2 separate regions of the Homo sapiens genome follow, and region 2 is linked to region 1. Evidence: read pairs that join two places in POLR2A ChIA-PET (ENCODE). Cell type or tissue: PC-3. All regions are shown on one strand.

Region 1 (5,000 bases):
TCAGGCTAATTCCTTGTTAGCCGTTTTTACAGGCTGTGACTATTAAGCATTCCTCACCCAACTAAGAACCATAAAGTTAAATACTTCAGTATCTTGCCAATAACTCAGAAAATACAGCTGCTTTCATTAAATCAACAATATTAAATTAGTATTACTTATCAAGGAATTACATAAACAAAGATCGTTCTCTTTTTAGGATGGATTCATAGTTCTATGACATTCATGTCAAACACTGACTCCTTAAAATATATCTAACAAAGATAAATGTAAAACTGCCTGACCAGTAAACTCAGGCACAAATCTTTGCTGACAATTCTTAAGACATTTCTGTTTTTATTTTATCAACAATTTTAAAATCAGTTTACTTATCAAACATTTACCCAAGTCAGGTGAACTTAAAAACTTTGAGGTGGCTATTATGTTTTTGATAACATACTTGATTGAAGTGCTTAATTTTTCCCTTTAATTAATTAATTAATTAGCTCTTTGATATATTTTGGTAGAAAAATACATACATGCAACATAAAAACATACAGACAACATGAATACATCGAAGCAGATTCTTTAGCTTTCATTTTGAAATGTTAATCATGAGACAGCAAAACATAGTAATTTAAACTTACCAGTTTATAAAAGGACAGTTGAATCCAAATTATATTTCTGACAAAATGGGACCTGTTCACATGGCTAAATTTTATTTGCCCTGATAGGTGATCTTATGAAGGCTGTGGACCAAAGCTTTGGGTAAAGCAGTTTCCACAGCAGTTTGATTTTTAGAAACCTCTTTTTCTCCTTCAAGTTTTAAACTGGTACAGAGGTTAAATATTCAAACATTTTCATTTTAGATAGCACCAACTAAATTGTGTAGAAAAACAAAATACCCCGGTGGCCTTGAATTCCGGCAATAAATTTATCTTTTTATTTGTTTGTCTGATTTACTTGATTAGTCGATGCAGGCAGGAAAGCATTTTAGAAAAAGGTATTTAAAGGGTTTTTTTTTCCCCTCAGCTTTTCCTGGCTCACATACAGCAGACAAAGCAAAATTTTTATGTCAAAGATACCTTCTATTATTCCCCTGAGCTCAAGATTTCGACCTGTTTGATCTGAGAGCCTAACTTTTGTAAACCTTAATCTAGTTCTTTCCTTCTTAGACTATCTAGCTTTTAATTAACTAAAGCAATTGTTAAATCACCCTAAGCAATTGCTAGTCAATCAAAACTAAATTAACATTTCCAAAAGGGATGACTCTTAGGTGTACTGGATAGCTTGTTGGCTGTCATGGAACTACTGTAATTTGAAAGCCCTCTCTTTTTTTGTTATTTTGGCTGAAATGCTCTTTAAAAAACTTGTAAGTAGCTTTGGAAACTAGCAAAATTAGGTTATTTTAATACAAGTGAAAAAGCAGATTCAGAGAAGCAGAGATGGGGAAAAAAAGGAGAAAAAAAGAAGTTGAGAGCCTCTACATACCAGCATTTTGTTTTAACCCTATATTTGGTACAAAAAAAAAAAAAAAAAAAAAAAAAAAAAACAAGCTTGGGGAGTTCAAATAACGCCTAAGATGGCCATTGGTTTAAAAACATGCATGAGGAAAAACCATGTAGCTGGCTGGAGTCCCAGAAAAACTGGCATGCCTTAATGTTTGAGAATCTCGTTTTGTTTCTTATTAATCTCTTGAGAGAAAAGAAATCTATGCATTCTATCAGGGAATGTCAGGAGTTTGGTATTTTAGATAGTGGCTTTTAATTGGCCATCTCACACCTACCACTTTGTATGTTTATTTTTGCTCTGGGAAGATGTTCAAAAGCAAGCAAGAAGAGAAAAAAAGTACAAGATTCAAATTATTTATAGATGTGCATAACCAGACCAAAATGAAACCAAAATTAGAGTGCTCACAAAAATGTTAAGCCAGGCATGCTAATCAACCAAAATATCAAACTAGGCATGCAGACCAAAAGTGAATTCACCAGAAGAGACATGCATCACAAACAAAGTACACGTTCTATAAAAACCAGAGTACTCGAACCAGAAGAACATTGTCCTTAAACCAGAAAGGGCTTGCCAGAAAAGACAAAAGTTTTTATCATTCCAGGGGGAATGCAAGGTCCATTATTAAGGTGGCCTTACAATCAAATCAGATCCCAAATAATGTCCAAAAAACTCACCAAAGGGAGAGAGTCAGAAAATCTGAGAAGAAATTCTCCAGGACCAAAAAGGCGACTCGTAGAAACGAAGAGCACAAAGGGCTCAGGTGATACTGCTCTCCATTTCAGGGGCTGATAATCTATCTAAGGTGAGCTGACTTAGATCTCACTTCTGACACCATTTATATAATCCTAAATAAGAGAGAGAGAGACTCTCTGAAAGAAAATAATATTTATTTGGGAATGTACATTGCCATGGGAATACATTTGCTGTAGTAATCTATGTGCATATTTAGGGAGGCAAAGGAAGCGAACATTTTCTAAAGGAAAAATGAGGAAGATTACATAATTTTTATTGATACATATTGTACATATGGGGAACAGGTGATATTTTGGTGCACGCATACAATGTGTAATGATCAGGTAATTAGGATATCTATCACCTCAAACATTTATCATTTCTTTACATTGGGAACATTACAAATCTAGCCATTTTGAAATACACAATGAATTATTAACTATAGTCACCCTACTTTGCTATCAAAAACTAGAAATTATTCTTTTTATCTAACTGCATTTTTATACCCATTAACCAACCTCTCTTCACCTCCTCTCCCTCATCACTCTTCCTAGCCTCTGGTAACCAACATTTAACTCTCTGCCTCCATGATATTTACTTTTTTAGCCCTTGCATATGAGTCAGAACTGTGATATTTATCTTTTTGTGCCTGGCTTATTTCACTTAACATAATGTCCTCCAGTTCCATCCATATTGCTGCAAATGACAGTATTTATATAAAATTTGGCCATAAAAAAGAATATGTATGTATATACATATATATGTATGTATACATGTATATGTATATACATACATATATATGTATGTATGTATATCTCATTTTCCTTATTCATTCATCCATTGATGGACACTCAGGTTGATTCCATATCTTTGTTATTGTAAACAGTGCTGCAATAAACTTGGAAGTGCTATATCTCTTCAGCATACTGCTTTCTGGGGTTTTGTATATCCTTTGTTCTTGCTTTCTTATTTATTGTTATTGCAGTTTGGTGGGTTTTTTGTAGTGATAAGCTTTGATTCTTTTCTTTCTCTTTGGTGTATCTATTCCACCAGTGAGTTTTATACTTTCATGTTTTTTCGTAATGATGATGATGATCTTTTTGCTTCCAGGTGTAGGGCTCCCTTGAGCATTTCTTGTGAAGCCAGTCTAGTGCTTTCAAATTTTCTCAGTTTTTGGTTGTCTGGGAAAGACTTTATTTCTCCCTCATTTCTGAAGGGTAGTTTTGTTGGATATGCTATTCTTGACTGACAATTTTTTGCCATTCTTTGAATATGTCATCTCATTTTCTTCTGGCCTATAAGGTTTCTCCTGAGAAATCTGCTGTTCCTCTAATAGGGATTCCCTTATAAGTAGCTCTATGCTTTTCTCTTACTGTTTTTAAAATTCTCTCTTTGCCTTTGATTTTTGATAATTTGACTATAGTGTACTTTGGAGAGGACTTTTTGGGTTGAATCTGTTTGGGGACTTTTGAGCTTCCTGGATTTGAATGTCCATATATCCCCTCAGACTTGGGAAGTTTCTAGCTATTACATCATTAAATAGGCTTTTTTACACCCTTTACAACATCTTCTCTTTCTGAAACTTCCAACTTCCAGAATAAAAATATTTGTTCACTTAATGGTGTCCCATAAGTCTTGTAGGCTGTCTTCAGTCTTTTGTCTTTTTCATTCTTTTTTTTTCTCTAACTGTATAATTTATAATGGCCTATATTCAAGTTCAGAGGCTCTTTTTTTTTTTGTTGTTTTGTTTTTTGAGACAGTCTCACTCTGTCACCCAGGCTGGAGTGCAATGGCATGCAATCTCAGCTCACTGCAACCTCCACCTCCCAGGTTTAAGCTATTCTTCTGCCTCAGCCTCCCAAGAAGCTGGGATTACAGGAGCCCACCATGCCCAGCTAATTTTTGTATTTTTAGTAGAGACGGGGTTTCGCCATGTTGGCCAGGCTGGTCTCCAACTCCTGACCTCAGGTAATTCACCTGCCTTGGCCTCCCAAAGTGCTGAGATTACAGGCGTGAGCCACCGTGCTCAGCCAGAGGTTCTTTGTTCTGCTTGATAAAGTCTGCTTTTTCAGCTCTCTATTGCATTTTTTATTTCATTAATTGAATTCTTTAGCTGCGGGATTTCTGTTTGGTTTTTTAAATGATATCTCTGTTGTACTTCTCATTCATATCATGAATTGTTTTCTTGATTTTATTGAATTGTCCATCTGTATTTTCTAGTACATCATTGAGTTTCCTTAAGATAATTATTTTTTAATTCCTTTTCCATCAATTCATTGATTTACTTTTTATTGGGGTCTCTTACTAGAGAGTTATGTTCCTTTAGTGATATTAAACTTCCATGCTCTTTTATGTTTTATGTGTCCCTGCATTCATGTCTGTGCATTTAGTGGAACAATCACCTCTTCCAAACTTTCTAGAGTGGCTTTCATAGAAAAAGACTCATCTACAGTTGGGTCCTGGTGTGCTCGTTGGGAAAGATGTGGTGACTCTGTTTCCAAGTAGGTGCCATTTTATAGTCTCTCTGCAGCTTCTCTGGCTGTGTTGAACATCAGTAATAACTGTAGGCACCTCAGTGGTTTAGGCTGTAGGACTTTGTGGTAGCTGTAGTGGCAGTGTTTATTGTTAATATCCTCAGTGGCAAGGGCTTCCGGGGTCTTCCTATTCTTATTTTCCCCACAATGGGGACACTTAGCTGAGAGGATCCTTCTTGATGTCAGGTCTGACACAGCCTAGAAGCAATTGCAGTGGCACTGGTCACAGAGGCAGGTGCCCAGAGT
Region 2 (5,000 bases), 230 kb after region 1:
GAAAGTTTATTTTACACTATTAATGAAATGTTCTTAATGCTGATGAGCTAAGCCTGTACTTCTCTGCCTCTTCTCCAAGGCATACCTAGGAAAACAATCTCCAAAACTACTGGTTTCCTTTTTAAAAATAAGACCTTATGCTGTTTCTAGTCTTCTGGCATACTTTTTGTTACAACAAATTAACAAAAGCTATCAATACCTCTCAGTTCCTTAATGTCTTTAAATGATCTAAAACCTGTGCTATCAGCCAGACAGAAAATGGATTCCTGGAATCCAATCAAGTGGTGAAATAATCTGGGTGAGGTTTACAAAACTTGATCTGGCAATAGAGTTAAAAAGCAATTACAAAACAATTACAAAAGGTCTTAAACTTCAATTCAGAAGAAACCAACATCAACTTAGAGTTCCACTGTTACCATACAGACAATTTTTACTGACAGTTCATTATGTCCATCTGTGACATGAGAAAAACCACCTAGACAAAGACAGCTTCCAAGGCCAATGTCAAGCTGATAAACAGCCTGTCAAGAGATGGTAACTGAACTGTGGACATAAAGTATGTCACAGGAATCTCAACTTGCTGAAGACAGCAAAACTGTTCCCGAAGGTAAGTGACTGCCCAACGTCCATGATTAATTAGAATATTGAAATTACGTATATCAAACTCATGATACTAATACTGTGTGGTTTAAAACTATCCTAAATATTTTTAAGTTCCTATAGACAATGATAGTTTCTAAATTTAAAATAGTAACTGACTTCACGCTTATGATTTTAAGTTTAAAAGTGTATGAATATTTAGCTTGGTTAATAAGAATACTGGAATGTTTAAGAAAATTTGTGATTCACTGTCTCATTCATTAAATTTAAAATTTTTATATTTACCAATTATAACTCAATAAAGCTAGAGAAAATATAAAATTTTAAAGTTTTAAAGTATTTGGGAAGCCAGGTGTGGTGGCTCATACCTGTAATCCCAGCACTTTGGGAGGCCGAGGCGGGCGGATCACCTGACGTCAGAGTTCAAGACCAGCCTGGCCAACATGGCAAAACCCAGTCTCCACTAAGATAAAAAAATCAGCCAGGCGTGGTGGCACACGCCTGTAATCTCCGCTACTCAAGAGGCTGAGGCAGGAGAATCGCTTGAACCCAGAAGGCGGAGGGTGCCGTGAGCCGAGATTGCGCCAGTACACTCCAGCCTGGGAGAGACAGCGAGACTCCATCTCAAAAATAAATAAAGTATTTGGGAAAATCCTACTTGTTGAAATTTACTCCACAAGGAATAGTGCTTAAAACTAAAACAGTATATCAAACGTATATACGGAATGTAATTAAGTTAAGCAGCAGTAGCAGTGGTAATAGCTAATATTCACACTGCAATGTTCCTAGGGCTCACAACCTTGTTCCAACACTTTACAGTATAAATTCATGCATTCTGGCACGTTGGCTTATGCCTGTAATCCCAGCACTTTGGGAGGCCAAGGCAGACAGATCACTTGAGGTCAGGAGTTTTAAGACTAGCCTGTTCACCAACACAGTGAAACCCTGCCTCTACTAATAATACAAAAATTAGCCAGGTGTGGTGGTGCACGCTTGTAATTCCAGCTACTTGGGAAGCAGAGGTGGGAAGATCGCTTAAACCCAGGAGGTAGAGGTTGCAGTGAGCCAAGATCGTGCCACTGCACTCCAGCCTGGGCGACACAGAGCCAGACTCCATCTCAAAGAATAATAATAATATAAATACTTATATGGACTAAACGTGTGTGTCCCCATTCATGTGTTGAAATCTCGCTCAATAAATAAATAAATAAATTCAGCAAGTATTCACTGACCATCTCCCATGAACTAGGCATCATTCCAGGCTCTAAGAACTGCAGCAGAAAAAACATAATCCCATCCTTCATGGATATTATATTCTTAGAAGAGACAATAAACATCAGGTATGATCATTACTATTAAGAAAAACCAGGGAAAGTGAAGGAAGAAGATACTATTTTAGGTAGTAAAATGAGGTTCACACCAAAGAGCACCATTCACATTGAAGTCTATGTAAATGATGTCCCTTAAAAACTCCCTCAGGGAAAACCTTTCTAGCTGAGGTAACATTTGAACCACAGAAGTGAGGGAACAGGCCATGAAAATATTTGAGAAGAGTATTCCAGGAAAATAAAACAAGTATAAATGCCATTTTACTCAAGGATATTTTAAGGGAGACTTACTGTTCAATTATAATTACTAGGCTATTAATCAAAGTCTTCTCTCACTCAGAAAAAGCATTCTTAGTTTACAATGTGCTAGTTAATAGAATAAGAAAATATATAAGTTGAACCTGAAGACAAGTTTTTACATTGATGATTTTAATTACTCAATATTATTTTAGAAAAGCAAACACTGTGAACAGCTCTACAACCAAAAGCAGCCACTGACATCAATAAACTCAAACTGACACTTCATTGCTCTAAGTATTTTACTGGAATTGGAGCTCTAAATTTCTTTAATGAAAGTAGATGCTTTTTATCATGTAACATACCAAGGAATAAAACTTTGTCTTTAGACAGCTTTTTTTTAACCGTCTCCCTTGCAGTATGAAAACCCTTCTCCTACACTTAAAAGTAAAACAGAATTTGGGTATTTCTCATTATTTAATGTTATCTCCCTAATCAAAAGCCTTCTTTCTTCTTTATTGACTAGTCCTTTTTATTGTCCTTAAGCATTTTTACAAGCCTTACCTCATTCCAGCTCTATCTAGCCTACCTACATTCCTAATTATCTTCTTTTTTTCCTCCCCATTTCCTCTTCATACATTACATAGATTGTGAATGCTCTATTAAGTGAATGAAAGAATGTTTCCTAGCCCTAAACACTACTGTTCACATCACTTTAAATCCTATCAATAAGTCAAATGATTTTTTAAATTAATCTTATATACCATTAGTTAAATGGGTATTCTTTTTTTTTTTTTTTTTTTTGAGAGAGAGTCTCGCTCTGTTGCCCAGACTGGAGTGCAGTGGCATGACATTGGTTCACTGCAACCTCCACCTACTGGGTTCAAGTGATTCTCCTGCCTCAGCCTCCAAGTAGCTGGGATTACATGCACCTGCCACCACGCCCGGCTAATTTTTGTATTTTTAGTAGAGACACAGGGTTTCGCCATGTTGGTCAGGCTGGTCTTGAACTCCTGACCTCAGGGGATCTGCCCACCTCAGCCTCCCAAAGTGCTGGGATTACAGGTGTGAGCCGCTACACCTGGCTAATGGGTATCCTTGATATGTTTTTCTTTTGAAAAAATTTACTTATGAGGAAGTCATATTAATTTCTTTAGATTACTCACGTTTTTCTTCCCCAATGGAATTTTTTTTGTAATTTAAATAACAGGTTTCATTTTTAAGAGCCTATCAGTATTGATTGCTTAAACTATCTGTGGTCATTACCAGTTTCTTTTCTGAACTTTCTGAAACCTGCTTTTCTGGGAATTGCTACCTAAGGTAAACTCCAAGACAGCATAGAATGATCACTGTCTTTTGATTCCCATCATTTCAATTTCTAGCTGGGAGGCATGGAAAAGCATGGGCTTTGGAGTCAGATATTTGTCAGTTACTAGCTGTGTGACAAACTTCTCTGAGCCTCTGTTTCCACATCAATAACAAAGAGCACTTACTGAGCATCTATTTTATATCAAGTACATTATATACTCTCTATATAAGTAGAAAGTACCATATCTATTTATAATAAGGAAAACAAAGCTTAGAAATAAGTAACTTGCTTAAAATTATAGAGCTCATATGATCGCACCACTGCATTCCAGCCTGCGTGACAGAGCAAGACCCTGTCTCAAAAAAAAAAAAAAAAAAAGTTACAGTGCTCTCAGTGCTAGAGCCAGGATTTAAATCAAAGTCTATCTGATTCCAAGTCCATGTTCTTTTTACCACACCACAAAAAAGTGACTATAAACACAGTCCATTTGCCCAAAACAGATGTTCGATAATGGTTAATTCTATATCTAAGTGTTCTTCCTTGTTGGTAAGAATCAATTTCATATCAGCAATTCTCTTCAACTTTTAGGAGATTAAACTACCAGCAAAAACAAGAATTTATCAGAAGCTCTGATCTTTATTATTAGTGAATTATTTAATTAATCAAAACCAAAAACTGTATCAAACTATGCCAAACATATTCTTCAGATATTTTTGTGTTACAAAAAAAAAAAAACAGCCTTATGCACAACGATATCCTAAGTCAGCACACTGTGTGATTATTCATCCCCAGAGTTCTTAAAACACATAGCTTGTAGAGATAAAGCTCTTAAAAGAAAGTGTCATTCTTGAGAGGCATTCAGATCAAGACAACAGAAACACACAGTAGTTTTCCAGAATCCAAATAACCACCACAGACAAGAACTCTGAGGTTGTCAGTATCATCATGGAACTATAGATATCAAGTTTCTCTTATCTTCTCTTTCTCTTCTCCCCATTTCCTCTTCATACATTACATAGATTGTGAATGGTCCATTAAGTGAATGAAAGAACATTTCCTAGCCCTAAACACTACTGTTCACATCACTTTAATCCTATCAACAAATTAAACTGATGTTAAATGAACAGAAATTAAGAGCTAGAATACCATTAAACTTTCTTTCTCAGTTTTTTTTTTTTTTTTTTTTGAGATGGCGTCTCGCTCAGTTGCCCAGGCTGGAGTGAACAGGCGCAATCTCAGCTCACTGCAACCTCCGCCCCTCTGGGTTCAAGCGATTCTCCTGCCACAGCCTCCAGAGTAGCTGGAATTACAGGCACCCACCACCATACCTGGCTAATGTTTGTATTTTTAGTAGAGAGGGGGTTTGTCCATGTTGGCCAGGCTGGTCTTGAACTCCCAACCTCAGGCGATGCACCCACTTCAGCCTCCCAAAGAGCTACTATTACAGGCGTGAGCCACTGCGCCCCGGCCTCTCCGTTTCTTAAAAGTTTAAAAAGGTTTATAGATTAAAGTCTATAGGTTGGTTT

What was found. Peaks named below come from ENCODE experiments on the same cell type or tissue, not always from the same donor. Only the 100,000 strongest peaks of a DNase experiment are listed, where the experiment ranks them.
Region 2: POLR2A ChIA-PET joins it to region 1 with 17 read pairs; 2 of 35 experiments call an interaction of 5 or more read pairs at or near these places.

What each region holds. Positions count from the first base shown.
Region 1 is chr1:77,436,797-77,441,796 of GRCh38, forward strand. The region is part of intron 8 of AK5 (adenylate kinase 5); the gene reads left to right. LOC124904202 (a long non-coding RNA gene) reads right to left here and starts at 808. Exons shown (of 2, transcript XR_007066178.1): 1 at 624-808. In PC-3, no CTCF peak of the experiment used is centred here; no DNase peak of the experiment used is centred here; H3K4me3 peaks cover 730 bases.
Region 2 is chr1:77,664,815-77,669,814 of GRCh38, forward strand. The region is part of intron 1 of ZZZ3 (zinc finger ZZ-type containing 3); the gene reads right to left. Among named protein-coding and RNA genes, the nearest start is that of ZZZ3, 15 kb to the right of the region's middle. In PC-3, no CTCF peak of the experiment used is centred here; no DNase peak of the experiment used is centred here.